Linked DNA regions of Mus musculus: region 1 is linked to region 2. The links are chromatin loops, found by intact Hi-C in ENCODE. Cell type or tissue: heart. All regions are shown on one strand. Each heading gives the region's core, and the rest is flanking DNA. Links, peaks and the distances in the headings are about the cores only. Region 1 has its middle 4.8 kb from the start of Gm13025. Region 2 has its middle 33 kb from the start of Gm1667.

Region 1 (6,453 bases), core at 1,548-4,047, 800 kb after region 2:
AGGAAGATAGTGAGTTTAGGGCTAGCCTGGGCTACCTAGAAAAAATAATGTCTTAAGAATAAAAAAAAAAAAGGAGTTACAGAGACAAAGTTTGGAGCTGTGACGAAAGGATGGACCATCTAGAGACTGCCATATCCGGGGATCCATCCCATAATCAGCTTCCAAACGCTGACACCATTGCACACACTAGCAAGATTTTGCTGAAAGGACCCAGATATAGCTCTCTCTTGTGAGACTATGCCGGGGTCTAGCAAACACAGAAGTGGATGCTCACAGTCAGCTATTGGATGGATCACAGGGCTCCCAATGGAGGAGCTAGAGAAAGTACCCAAGGAGCTAAAGGGATCTGCAACCCTATAGGTGGAACAACATTATGAACTAACCAATACCCCGGAGCTCTTGACTCTAGCTGCATATGTATCAAAAGATGGCCTAGTCAGCCATCACTGGAAAGAGAGGCCCATTGGACTTGCAAACTTTATATGCCCCAGTACAGGGGAATGCCAGGGCCAAAAAGTGGGAGTGGGTGGGTAGGGTATGGGGGACTTTTGGGATAGCATTGGAAATGTAAATGAGGAAAATACCTAATAAAAATATTAAAAAAAAAAAGACTGAGTGTGGTAGCACATGCCCCTAACCCCCTGCACTTAAGAGGTGAGGGGTTGGAGCCGGGCGTGGTGGCGCACGCCTTTAATCCCAGCACTCGGGAGGCAGAGGCAGGTGGATTTCTGAGTTCGAGGCCAGCCTGGTCTACAAAGTGAGTTCCAGGACAGCCAGGGCTATACAGAGAAACCCTGTCTCGAAAAAAAAAAAAAAAAAAAAGAGGTGAGGGGTTGGAATAGGAGGCTCAGAAATTTAAGGCTAGCCTGGGCTACATGAGACCCTAGGCTAGGCTCAATGGTAGAGCATTTGCTTTGTGTCTTAGTTGGGGTTTTACTGCTATGAACAGACACCATGACCATGATCAAGGCAGCTCTTATAAAGACAACATTTAATTGAGGCTGGCTTACGGGTTCAGAGGTTCAGTCCACTATCATCAAAGTGGGAACATGGCAGCATCCAGGCAGGCATAATGCAGGAGGAGCTGAGAGTTCTAAATCTTCATCTGAAAGCTGCTAGCAGAATACTGATTTCTAGGCAACTAGGATGAGGGTCTTAAAGCCCATGCCCACAGTGACACACATACTCCAACAAGGCCACACCTCCAAGTAGTGCCACTCCCTGGGCCAAGCATGTTCAAACCACCATACCTTGTGCGTCCTGGGTGCTGGGATCATGGGTCTGCACCACTACGACTGGCCTTTTTTTTTTAAAAAAAACAATGTGTATGGGGCTGGTGAGATGGCTCAGTGGTTAAGAGCACCCGACTGCTCTTCTGAAGGTCAGGAGTTCAAATCCCAGCAACCACATAGTGGCTCACAACCATCCGTAATGAAATCTGATGCTCTCTTCTGGAGTGGCTGAAGTCAGCTACAGTGTACTTACATATAATGAATGAATAAACAAACAAACAAACAATGTGTATATGTGTATATCTGTGCACTTGAGTGTATGTATTTGTAACACGTGTGTGCCCCAGCCTATGAAGCCTGAAGAAGTCAGAGTTACAGACAATTGTGAGCCATCATGTGGGTGGTAGGAATCAAACCTATGTCCTCTGGAGCACCCAGTGCTCTCAATCACTGAGCCACCTCTCCAGCCCCATCTCCATGATTAGCTAAATATTGCTATGGAGACAGCCAGTGGGCCACCCTTAACTCTGCAGACAAATGTCACCAGCTAAGGACAGCCACAGAAGATGTTACTCCTCCCAGAACTGGCATGGTCCATGAAGGGCCAAGAAGGGACATGGGGGAGGGGAGGAAAGGACCAGAGTGGGCAGCCGTGGGCTAGCACTGGGAAGCGAGGAGGAAGGGCAGGAGCTGGCCGTATGAGCCTAGCCTCAATCTCACAAGGGCTGAGCAGTGGAGGAAGGAAGGAAGATGGGGTCAAAGGTCACAGGAAGAATCTCATGGACTAGAGAGAGTGGGGGTGGAAGTTCTCGGTCCTTCCCAGGAGAGGCTACTGATCTGGGTCCCCAGCCTCTTCCAGGGCTCACAGCGACTCCCCAAGACCTCCTGCAATCCAGCATGGAAGCTGCACTGCACAGGCAGAGGCCCATGGCAGAGCCCTGTCTCCATCCCCAGCTGGGTCTGTCCTACGCTGAAATGCACCAGGCCTTTCAAACTTCCCTCAGCATCCTTTTGGAGCTCAGAGTGTATGGAAGGCGGAGGGGGGGGGGTGTAGACTGGGAGGGGGACTCTCTGGAACTGCTTCTAGGAGCAGGATGGAAGGGGCTCAGCCCTAGGAGACCAGTGACTGCTGAGCCTGCATCTCTAATTGTGGGAACCAGTGCCCTTCACTCCTCACTGCGTTTCCTGAAGGAAAAAAAAAAAAAAAAACAAGGTCAAAGGTCAGACCACGAATAGGATGAGTCCAAGACACAATCTGCCCACTTGAAAAGGCAGCCCTGAGCCGGGCGTGGTGGCACACGCCTTTAATCTCAGCACTCGGGAGGCAGAGGCAGGTGGATTTCTGAGTTCGAGGCCAGCCTGGTCTACAAAGTGAGTTCCAGGACAGCCAGGGCTATACAGAGAAACCCTGTCTCGAAAAACCAAAAAAAAAAAAAAAGAAAGAAAAGGCAGCCCTGGGCTTCCCCATGGGTCAAAAGCAGGAAGAGCCATTTTTAGCTTGTCACTGTGAGGAAGGGCTCTAGCTCCAGGGTGGATGCGGCTGAAGGCACCTCAGTGTCAAAAGGCTACCTCCCCGATGTATCTGGCGCCCCCTGCTGGTCACCGGGGACACAGTCTCCAGTTCAAAGGTAGGAAGCAGCTGGCTGCAAACAGAAAAAAAAAAAAAGTCAGGGTGGGCGAGGCTGAACCGCCCCTGGGGTCTCACACAGTTCACCCCAGCTCTCATGGCCCTGGGCTGCCCCATTGACGCTGCTCACCTGGGGTGCTAACACACTCCTACAAACTCTCAGTGGGAAGGTCTACGTCTACAGGCAGGCAGACTCCAGACACTGTGGTCCAGGAGGCTGGCTTACAGAAGGCCGTGGGATGCCCTCCGTGTTCATTGGCACTATCTCTAGTGGAGCTGAGGTGTAAGGCCTGACTACCCTTGGCCACCATGGTGAGAGGAAGCGCCTTCGGAGTGCTCTGGTCAGCAACGGGACTGAGGCCCCACACAGCTGGCATCAGCTGCAGGGCACATGTGTAGCGCGGTGCTTCTAGATGGATCCAGCACCAGCCACCAAGTCCCCAGCCTTCAAATTATCCCCACTGACGACCCAGACACTATAGAGCAGAGGCAAGGTGAACTCACTGTGCCTTGAGTGATAAAACCGTTCATCCTACACCATGATGTTAGGGGTGGAGCAGGCTCATCACAAAATAAGTAAATGGAGCTGAAGATGAAACACAGTGGGTGAAGGGCTAGCCTCGGATACGCAGAGCCCTGGGCTCAATCCCCAGGGCTGCATAAACCAGGGCAGGCAGGCCTGCACTCCCAGCACTCAGGAAGTAGAGACAGGAGCATGAGGGATTCAGGCTCATCCTAGCTACACAGAAAGTTTAAGGCCAACCTGGGCTACATGAGACCCTGTTTCAAAAAAAACCAGCTGGGTGGTGGTGGCACACGCCTTTAATCCCAGCACTCGGGAGGCAGAGGCAGGCGGATTTCTGAGTTCCAGGACAGCCAGGGCTATACAGAGAAACCCTGTATCAAAAAAACAAAAAAACAAAAAACAAAAAACAAAAAAAAAAACAAAACAAAACAAAACAAAAACCAAAGAATAGGGCTGGAGAGATGGCTCTCAGCAGCTAAGAGCACTGGCTGCTGTTCCAGAGGAGGACCTGGGTTCAAACCCAGCACCCACAACCATCTGTCATTCCAGTTCCGGTAAAGCCTACACCGTCCTCTGGCCTCCACGGGTACCAAGCTCACCCATGGTATATAGATCCACATACAGGCAAAACACCCATGTACAAAGCTAGGTAAATAAATACCCTTAAAGCAAGGAACAGAGGCTGGGCAGTGTTGGTACACGCCTTTCATTCCAGCACTCAGGAGGCAGAGGGAGGCAGATCTCATAACACTAGGGTTTGGGAGGCAGAGGGTCCTGCTTAGGGTTACTGTTGCTATGACGAAACACCATGACCAAAAGCAAGTTGAAGAGGAAAGGATTTACCCCTCCAAAGTCAGGGAAGGAACTCAAGCAGGGCTGGAACCTGGAGGCAGGAGCTGATGCAGAGGCCGTGGAGAGATGCTGCTTACTGGCTTGCTCAGCCTGCTTTCTTATAGAACTCAGGACCACCAGCCCAGGGATGGCCCCACCACAGTGGGCTGATGCGTCCTTACTTACAGGCTTCCCTACTGCCCAATCTTATGGAGGCATTTCCTCAGTTGAGGCTCCCTCCCTTCTGATGGCTAGCTTGTGTCAAATTGATGTAACACTAACCAGCACACAGAAGCAGAAGGGTCTTCAAAAAGTTCAGGGTCAGCTTGTTCTATAGTAAGTTCCAGAGCAGCCACAACCAGGTAGTGAGATTGTGTCTAAATTATAAAATAAAATTTCTATTTTGTTTCTTTTTATTATTGTTGTTGGTGGTTGATTGGTTTGTGCAGCTCCTGCCTTCTGAGGGTTAGGATTGTGTCTAAATTATAAAATAAAATTTCTATTTTGTTTCTTTTTATTATTGTTGTTGGTGGTTGATTGGTTTTTGCAGCTCCTGCCTTCTGAGGGTTAGGATTAAAGGTAAGCACTACCACTGCCCAGGTTCAATTTTATTTCTTTCCAAAGATTTGCTTTTTTTTTTTTTTTCTTCAGGAGACAGAGGCATCTCTGAGTTTAAGGCCAGCCTGGTCTACAGTGTGCATTCCAGGACTGCCAGGGCTTCACAGAGAAACCCTGTCTCGAAAACATAACAATAACATACACACACAACCAACAACAAGATATATGTACTTGTTTTTATTTTATGCATCTGAGTGCTTTACTTGCAAGTACATATATGTACTACATGGATGCCTGGTGCCCTCAGAGCCAAAAGAGGGTGTTGTATCCTCCGGAATTGGAGTACAGATTGGTGTGAGCTGTCACCTAAATGCTAGGAATAGAACTGAGATCCTCTGGAAACCCAGAGTGTTCTTAACCTCTGAGCCATCTCTCAGGACCCTAAAACACACACACATGCACGCGCACACGCGCGCGCGCGCACACACACACACACACAAAACGGGACCTCACAATGTAGTCCTGGCTGATCTGGAATTGCTATGTAGACCAGGCTGGCCTTGAACTCACAGAGATCTGATGGCTTCTGCCTCCCTGGTGCTGGGGTTAAAGGTGTGTGCCCTGATGCCTTATATCTAACAACAATGCATAAAACAAAAAGTCTAATTAATAACAAAGCAAAGGCTGTTGATGAACCTCAGTTGCAGGGTGTTTAACCTAGCTGGCGTGAGGCCTGCATGTGATCCCCAGTATGTAAGTGTTGCAGGGATTTCCCTGCCCAATTACATTAGTGCAGAGGAAGCCTGTGATTGGACAGGGAAAGGGAGGCAGAGATAAGAGTGGCAGAGACAGAGAGCATCTCAGGGGAGAGAGGAGGGAGGATGGAGGTGGACGTGAACCCGCCACAGTTATTATATCATAATTGGGATAAAGCTTTTAGCATTATCAACTCGCTCTGAAATGATTGCATTGGCATCTTGTAAACTGTGACTTGATTGACACATAAATCTGATTGATTAACTATAAGCTTTAAGAGTTTTAATTCTCGGGGCGTGGTGGCACACGCCTTTGATCCCAGCACTTGGGAGGCAGAGGCAGGCGGATTTCTGAGTTCAAGGCCAGCCTGGTCTACAAAGTGAGTTCCAGGACAGCCAGGGCTGTACAGAGAAACCCTGTCTCGAAAGAAAAATAAAGTTTTAATTCAGGCTGGAGAGATGGCTCAGCGGTTAAGAGCACTGACTGTTCTTCCAAAGGTCCTGAGTTCAAATCCCAGCAACCACATGGTGGCTCACAACCATCTGTAATGGGATCAGATGCCCTCTTCTTGTGTGTCTGAAGACAGCTACAGTGTACTTACATATAATAAATTATTCTTTTAAAGATTTATTTATTATTGTACATGAGTTCACTGTAGCTGACTTCAGACACACCAGAAGAGGGCGTCAAATCTCATTATGGGTGGTTGTGAGCCACCATGTGGTTGCTGGGATTTGAACTCAGGACCTTCAGTAGAGCAGTCAGTGCTCTTACCTGCTGAGCCATCTCTCCAGCTCCCAATAAATAAATTAAAAAAAAAAAGTTTTAATTCTACTGGGTAATTGGGTGTTGTGATGGCTGACCGTGGGGTGCGTGGGCATTGTGTGGTAGCGAGAGAAACTCAGGAGTCCCTGCCGAAGAGT
Region 2 (6,453 bases), core at 1,873-4,372:
CTGAGATAAAATACTCGGACAAGCTGAATGCGGTGGTGCTCACCTTTAATCCCAATACCTGGGAGGCAGAGGAAGGTGAGTCTCTGTGAGTTCGAGGCCAGCCTGGTCTATAAAGCGAGTTCTAGGTCAGCTAGGGCTACCTAGTGAGACCTCAGACAAAAACAACTTAAAGGAGAAAGGGTTTTACTTCTTTCAGCTCCCTGCTCAAGGTGCAGTCCATCAGAGTCAGGAGGCCGAGGCAGCTGGTCACCCTGGTCCTCAGTCAGAGGAAGAGAGAAGAACTAGAGCTCAACTCACTCTCCTTCCCTCATAGAGCCCGGGATTCCCTGCCTAAGGAATGGTACCGCCCACAGTGGTTGGGTTTTCCCACCTCAGTGAACATAATCAAGATAACCTCTCACAAACATGCCCAGAGGCCCTTTACCCAGGGGATGCTTTTATTTTTTATCTATTTAGTTTTATATCCCTATCCCAGTCACACCCTCCTACAATCTTTTCCCCAACCCTCCCCTTCTCCTCTGATCAAGTGGGGGCTCCCTGAGTATCCCCCCACCCTGACATATCAGGTCTCTGAGGGGCTAGGCGCATCCTCTCCCATTGAGGCCAGACAAGGCAGCCCAGCTATAAGAACATATCCCATGTACAGGCAAAGGCTTTTGGGACATCCCCCACTCCAGTTGTTTGCAATCCACGAAGACCAAGCTGTACATCTGCTGCATATGTGTGGGGAGACCCAGATCCAGTCTGTGTGTGTTCTTCGGTTGGTAGTTCAGTCTCTGAGAGCCCTAAGGGTCCAGGTTAGTTGATTCTGTTGGTCTTCCTGTGGAGTTCCTGTCCCTTTAGGGATCCAAAATCCTTCCTTCTATTCTTCTGTAAGAGCCCCATCCACTGTTTGGTTGTGGGTGTCTGCATCTGTCTGAGTCAGGTGCTGGGGGAGCCCCTCAGAGGATGGTTATGCTAGACTCCTGTCTGCAAGCATAGCAGAATATCATTAATGGTGCAAGAGATTGGAGCTTGCCCATGGGATGGGTCTCAAGGTGGGCTTGTTATTGGTTGGCCACTCCCTCAGTCTCTGATCCATCCCCCTTGCCTGCATTTCTTGTAGACAGGATAAATTTTGGGTCAAAAGGTGTGTAGGTGGGTTGGTGTCCCTATGGCTCCACTGGGGTTCCTGCCTGGCTACAGGAGGTAGCCTCTTCAGGTTCCATATCCCCAGTACTGTGAATCACAGCGAAGGTCACTCCCATTGATTCTTGGGCGCCTCCCTTATCCCAGGTCTGTGTCACATACGCATAAGTGGATGTTAGCCATGAAATACAGGACACCCATGCTACACTGTACAGACCAATGAAGCTAACCAAGAAGGAAGGCCCAAGCGAGGATGCTTGAATCTCATTTAGAAGGGGGAATAAAATAGTCATAGGAGGCAGATGGAGGGAGGAAACTGGGTGGGAGAGGGGATCCGGAGGGGAATAGGGGATGGGGTTCAGTATCAGGTGTGGGGAGGGACAGGAGAGATGCCCAGATGGCTATGAGAATGAATGGAAATCTGATAGGGATGAGGAGGTGGGGGTGGGGGCGGGCATCCCCAGGATGTGATACCCAGGAGATTTTAACTTGTGTCAAGCTGACAGTTAGTAGCAACCATCACACCTGGAGAAGGCTGTGTGGGGCACAGTGAAGGTGGAGATGCTCCGTTCATGTGGAGCCCAGGGGGACAACCGCAGCTTTGTCAACTGCTACAAACCAGTCTCTCAGGGACACCAGGCTCAGGGGCCAAGGCAGACATCCACCTGCATCAATCCTGAATCCTGACTTGAGGTGTATCTCCAAGCCCCGGAAGTATCTGCTGAGCACCACATGGCTAAGCAATGCCTTTGTAGGACACTGAGACTGGCTTTTTGTGGCAACTCTGGACTCGGGAACTCTTAAAAAAAACAAACAAAACAAACAGTTCAACTTCATGATTGATTGCTCGATTGATTAGTTGACTTATTCATTAATTTACTGAGTGTTTATTGAGTGCTCGATGGGAGCTGGGAGCAGTGCACAAGAGAGACAAGTCCCTGCCCTGCGGGTCACATGTCAGAGACGCAGTCAGAGAGGAAGTCAGAGGGTCAGCAGATTGCCATGACAGGACAGAGAGGCAAACAGAGGGCGAGGCAAGGAGACGATGTGGCAGAGGTGGGGAGGAGCTGTCTCGGAGGTACACTGTGACCGAGGCCTTCAGCTATGACATGTCCGAGCAAATGACCGGGCCAAGAGAACAAAAGATACAAAGAGCCAGAGACAGAAAGGGTTGATGGTGAGAGACAGGGGCCTGCCTTGTGTGAGAAAATGCCAGGAGTCTGACATGACAGCGGCTTGGGCTGCCGTGGGCCTGAAGAAGCAGGTTCATTTATTCATTTCATTTTATTATTTTTCTACACAGAAGGGAAGGACAGGAGGTAGGGCAACATAGACCTGGCCTCTCCCTGTGACGAGTTGCTTCAAGGAAGGGGATGTCAAGATGAGTCTCCTGAAGGAAGAGGGCCTCCCCCGGGACAGAGGGAAGGGTGGAGAAGTCTTGGAACATAGGGGAGTAGAGAGGGCACCCCTAAGAACAGGTGGGCCGTCAGGATGGAGAGGTCAAGAAGGGAAGGGCAGATGCCTGTAGCATGCAGAGGAGTAGACTCCTGCAGCACTGGAGGCAGAACCTGGCCTGCATCTCTGCTGGCTCTGCAGCCTCAGGCAAGTTCCTCCACCTTGGAGAGACTGTAACAGATGTCCCTGTTTGGGCCATCCTGACAGTGTGGTTGTAACTGGCCAGTCCCAGGCCCCTCAGCCCACTGGGGCCTCAGCTTAGCTCTGTCCCATGTTGGACCTTAAATGCGTGACTTGGCAATAAGGGAGGCGAGGCTCCAGCTCAGGAGTCAATGAAGCCACCAGAAGACCTAGCCTTGCCTCCCACTGGGGGGCCCAGCTCTGGAGAGAGTGCTCCCAGAGGCAAGCAGGACACATTCCTATTTAGGTTGTGTTCGCATAGAGCAAGGCCTCTAGCAGGCAAGACTCCCAGAGGTGACTTGTGGGGAGACCAACCCCCCCCCACTCCTTCCTGCCCCATCCAGAAGCTCCCAGAGCCTCTTGCCTGAGTGGTCTTGACTGACTGAGCCCGCCTCTATTCAGCAAATACGGAATGAGTTAGCGTAACAAGGCAGGTGCAGATCTGTGACTGGGATCTAGTGACAAGGTCAGATGGCTCCAGTGACTTTACCTGTTGGAGGGACAGACAAAACCAAGCTACCTGCCTCTGGGTCACTAGACGGACCCTTGACAGTGTGGGAAGGAGGTAGGGCACAGTGAGTCTGGGTGTACCAGCCACCGTGCCTCTGTCTCCAGCAGGTGGCAGCAGGTGACTGGGTCCTGGTTGCCAACTCACTAGCAGCCTGGGTTCAGCCAGTGTCCTCAGGAGTGGCCTCGGTTCCTGTTGTTAAGGTCTTCAGCCCTCTGTTCTGTCGGATGGCAGGTCTGAGCTCCCCATGAGGTAGGAAGGAAGCTCACACAGATAATCCAGAGATCAGGGACCAGAGTCAGGGAGGCAGCAGCAATGAACCCAGCCCAGAGCATCCCTCCATATCCCCTAGAGGAAGCCAGCACCCAGGGAGGTGACAGAGGCAACAGGCTCCTTGTTTTGTTTGTTTGTTTTGTTTTGTTTTGTTTTGTTTTGTTTTGTTTTTGTGTTTTTGTTGTTTTTTTTGTTTTTGTTTTTGTTTTTTGTTTTTTGAGACAGGGTTTCTCTGTATAGCCCTGGCTGTCCTGGAACTCACTCTGTAAACGAGGCTGGCCTCAAACTCAGAAATCCTCCTGCCTCTGCCTCCCGAGTGCTGGGATTAAAGGCAGGCTCCTTGGTTTAAATTCAATGTCCAGTCTCCGGAAACCTGCGTCAGATCTGGGCTTTGCCACTTGCAGGCTGGGGGCCTCAAGTGACAGACCCACACCCTCTGAGCCAGCACCCAGGCCCTCCCAAAGCAATGGCAAGGACCTGAACCCTCTGTGCATACAGTACCCATAGTATGGGATAAAGCTGCCATCAGGGACCTCCTAGTCTAACTAGAGGCTCATAGCCCTACTCAGGAGCCTCACAAGCCCTTCCATTTCAGGCTATGCCTTACAAGACAACGGTGACTTTTTTTTTTTTTTTGAGACAATACCTTGTGGAGTCTATTCTGACCTCACATACTCTGACTTCACACACTCTGGAGTTTCCCACAGTCTGTCTATAAAAGGTGCCATGCCCCAAGTGTGTGAACAAGTGCAAATACATGTGTGTGTGCATGCCTCAAGTGTGCATGCTGGTGCATACATAAAGTGTGTATGCATGCCTCACGTGTGTGTGTGCAGGTGCACATACAAGTGTGTGTGCATCCACGAAAAGGCTACAGGGCAATCCTGGCTATTTTTCCTGGGCTGCGTCTGCCTTGTTCTGTTTGTCTGGGGCTTTTGATTTCTGTATATGTGTGAATGTCAGCATGTCTGTGCATGCATGTGCCCTCAGAGGACAGAAGAGGGCATCAGATCCCATCTGAAACTGGAGATACAGGCAGTTGGGAGCCATCGTTTGGGCACTGAGTACTGAAGGTCTTCTGCAAGAGCAAAACATGGTCTTAGCACTAAGCTCTCTTTCCAGCCCCTACCTTGCTTTTTTGAGACAGGGTCTCTCACTGGCCTGAGGCTCACCCATTAGGCTGCACTGGCCAGCCAGTGAGCCCTAGGGATCCTACTGTCTCTACGTGCCCAGAACTGGAACTGCAGGCATGTACTACCAAATTCTTTCTTTCTTTCTTTCTTTCTTTCTTTCTTTCTTTCTTTCTTTCTTTCTTTCTTTCTTTCTTTCTTTCTTTCTTTCTTTCTTTCTTTCTTTCTTTCTTTCTTCCTTCCTTCCTTCCTTCCTTCCTTCCTTCCTTCCTTCCTTCCTTCCTTCCTTCCTTCCTTCCTTCCTTCCTTTCTTTCTTTCTTTCTTTCTTTCTTTCTTTCTTTCTTTCTTTCTTTCTCTCTCTCTCTCTCTCCCTTCCTTCCTTCCTTCCTTCCTTCCTTCCTTCCTTCCTTCCTTCCTTCCTTTCTTTCTCTCTCTCTTTCTCTCTCCCCTTTCTCTCTCTCTCTCCCCTTTCTCTCTCTCTCCCCTTTCTCTCTCTCTCCCCTTTCTCTCTCTCTCTCTCTCTCTCTCTCTCTCTCTCTCTCTCTCTCTCTCTCTCTCTCTGTTCTAGGAACCAAACTCATGCTTACACGACAGCTTAAACAGGCATTTACTCCTCAGATTTCTGGAATACAGACACGTGATACCAAGGGCTGCCAGGGCTGCTGGACTCCAGGTCTGATGTTCCTGGCTTGTGGCTGGTTGGCATCTCGTGTCTTTGTGTCACCTCTAGCTGCCTGGTAGTGTCAGTGCCCCTTTCTTTTACAATTCAATCCCAGGGCATCAGCAGCTTACCCACTCCAAGGTGACCTCATTCTTCTGGGCTCACGACCCGTAATGACCTTGTGTCTGAAGAAAATCACATCGTAGGTGCAGTCAGTTCTGGGTGCCTAGCTCTGGCCTCAACTGGCTTGCCTGGCCTCTTGCCCCTGGGCTCGTTGAAGGCTCCAGTGATGATAAAAGGCTCTAGACATACAGCCCCAACCCAGATCGCCAAGGCTCAAGTGGAGGAAAAATTCATCCCTTCCTGCATAACCCATAGCCCTCCATCCTCTCTTCTGGGCTGCAGAGCCACACTGAGGCCAACACTCTAACAAGAAACCACACTTGTCCAGCCAAGTCCCAGGAAGCCCTGGAACAGGGCAAGGGGTGGATACCAAAATCCCTGTCCCCCCAGAGAATCACAAGAGAACCAGGGTAACAGCCAATGTCTGCCACAGACAAGGGGACACTTGAGCATGTGACTTTGGCCAGCCAGGAGCCACTACTCACTGAAGTGGGGACAGGAGAAGCAGGAAGAAGGTTCTATGTTAACCTTCCCAAGTTAGCAGCACTCCTGCAGGATGGAGCCCAGTGCATTGAATCACATTCCCATTTGGAGATCAGCATGCTCGAAACACAGCCCTGAAATTCTAGGGAAAATGATATTTAAAGGCACTTATTAAAGATACTCAGAAGGCCGTTCGAATGTCAAACAGCTGTGAGCCATCCCTAATTTGATGATCTACGTGTTAATGAACCCCAGACATGCAGATTAAACTCGCTTTAAATTGCACGTGGTTTTAAAATGTATTTCTCTCCAGCATGTCTGGTACAGAATGAGGTTAGCGAAACACCTGTGAGTCAGGCCCACTGATGCGAGGACAGAGCCGGAATCCGTGATGGTTCTAGATCCAGAACCTTGCAGCCTGTGAGAAAAAGAAAAAAAAGTGGGGCTCACTTGGTAGTGTGCCCGCCTAGCATGTACAAGGCGTGATCCTCTGCATTTCATAAGCTGAACG

Evidence for each region. Hi-C counts contacts between places; a loop is a spot of excess contacts. Peaks named below come from ENCODE experiments on the same cell type or tissue, not always from the same donor. Only the 100,000 strongest peaks of a DNase experiment are listed, where the experiment ranks them.
Region 1: a loop joins it to region 2, with 6 times the contacts of the local background. A loop is called at or near these places in 9 of 42 quality-filtered maps.

What each region holds. Positions count from the first base shown.
Region 1 is chr4:140,671,731-140,678,183 of GRCm38, forward strand. No RefSeq gene overlaps it. Among named protein-coding and RNA genes, the nearest start is that of Gm13025, 4.8 kb to the right of the region's middle. In heart, for the core only: a CTCF peak has its summit at 2,832 (motif pointing left); DNase peaks (open chromatin) are centred at 1,967 and 2,781; H3K27ac peaks cover 419 bases.
Region 2 is chr4:139,874,083-139,880,535 of GRCm38, forward strand. No RefSeq gene overlaps it. Among named protein-coding and RNA genes, the nearest start is that of Gm1667, 33 kb to the right of the region's middle. In heart, for the core only: a CTCF peak has its summit at 3,366 (motif pointing right); no DNase peak of the experiment used is centred there; H3K27me3 peaks cover 1,267 bases.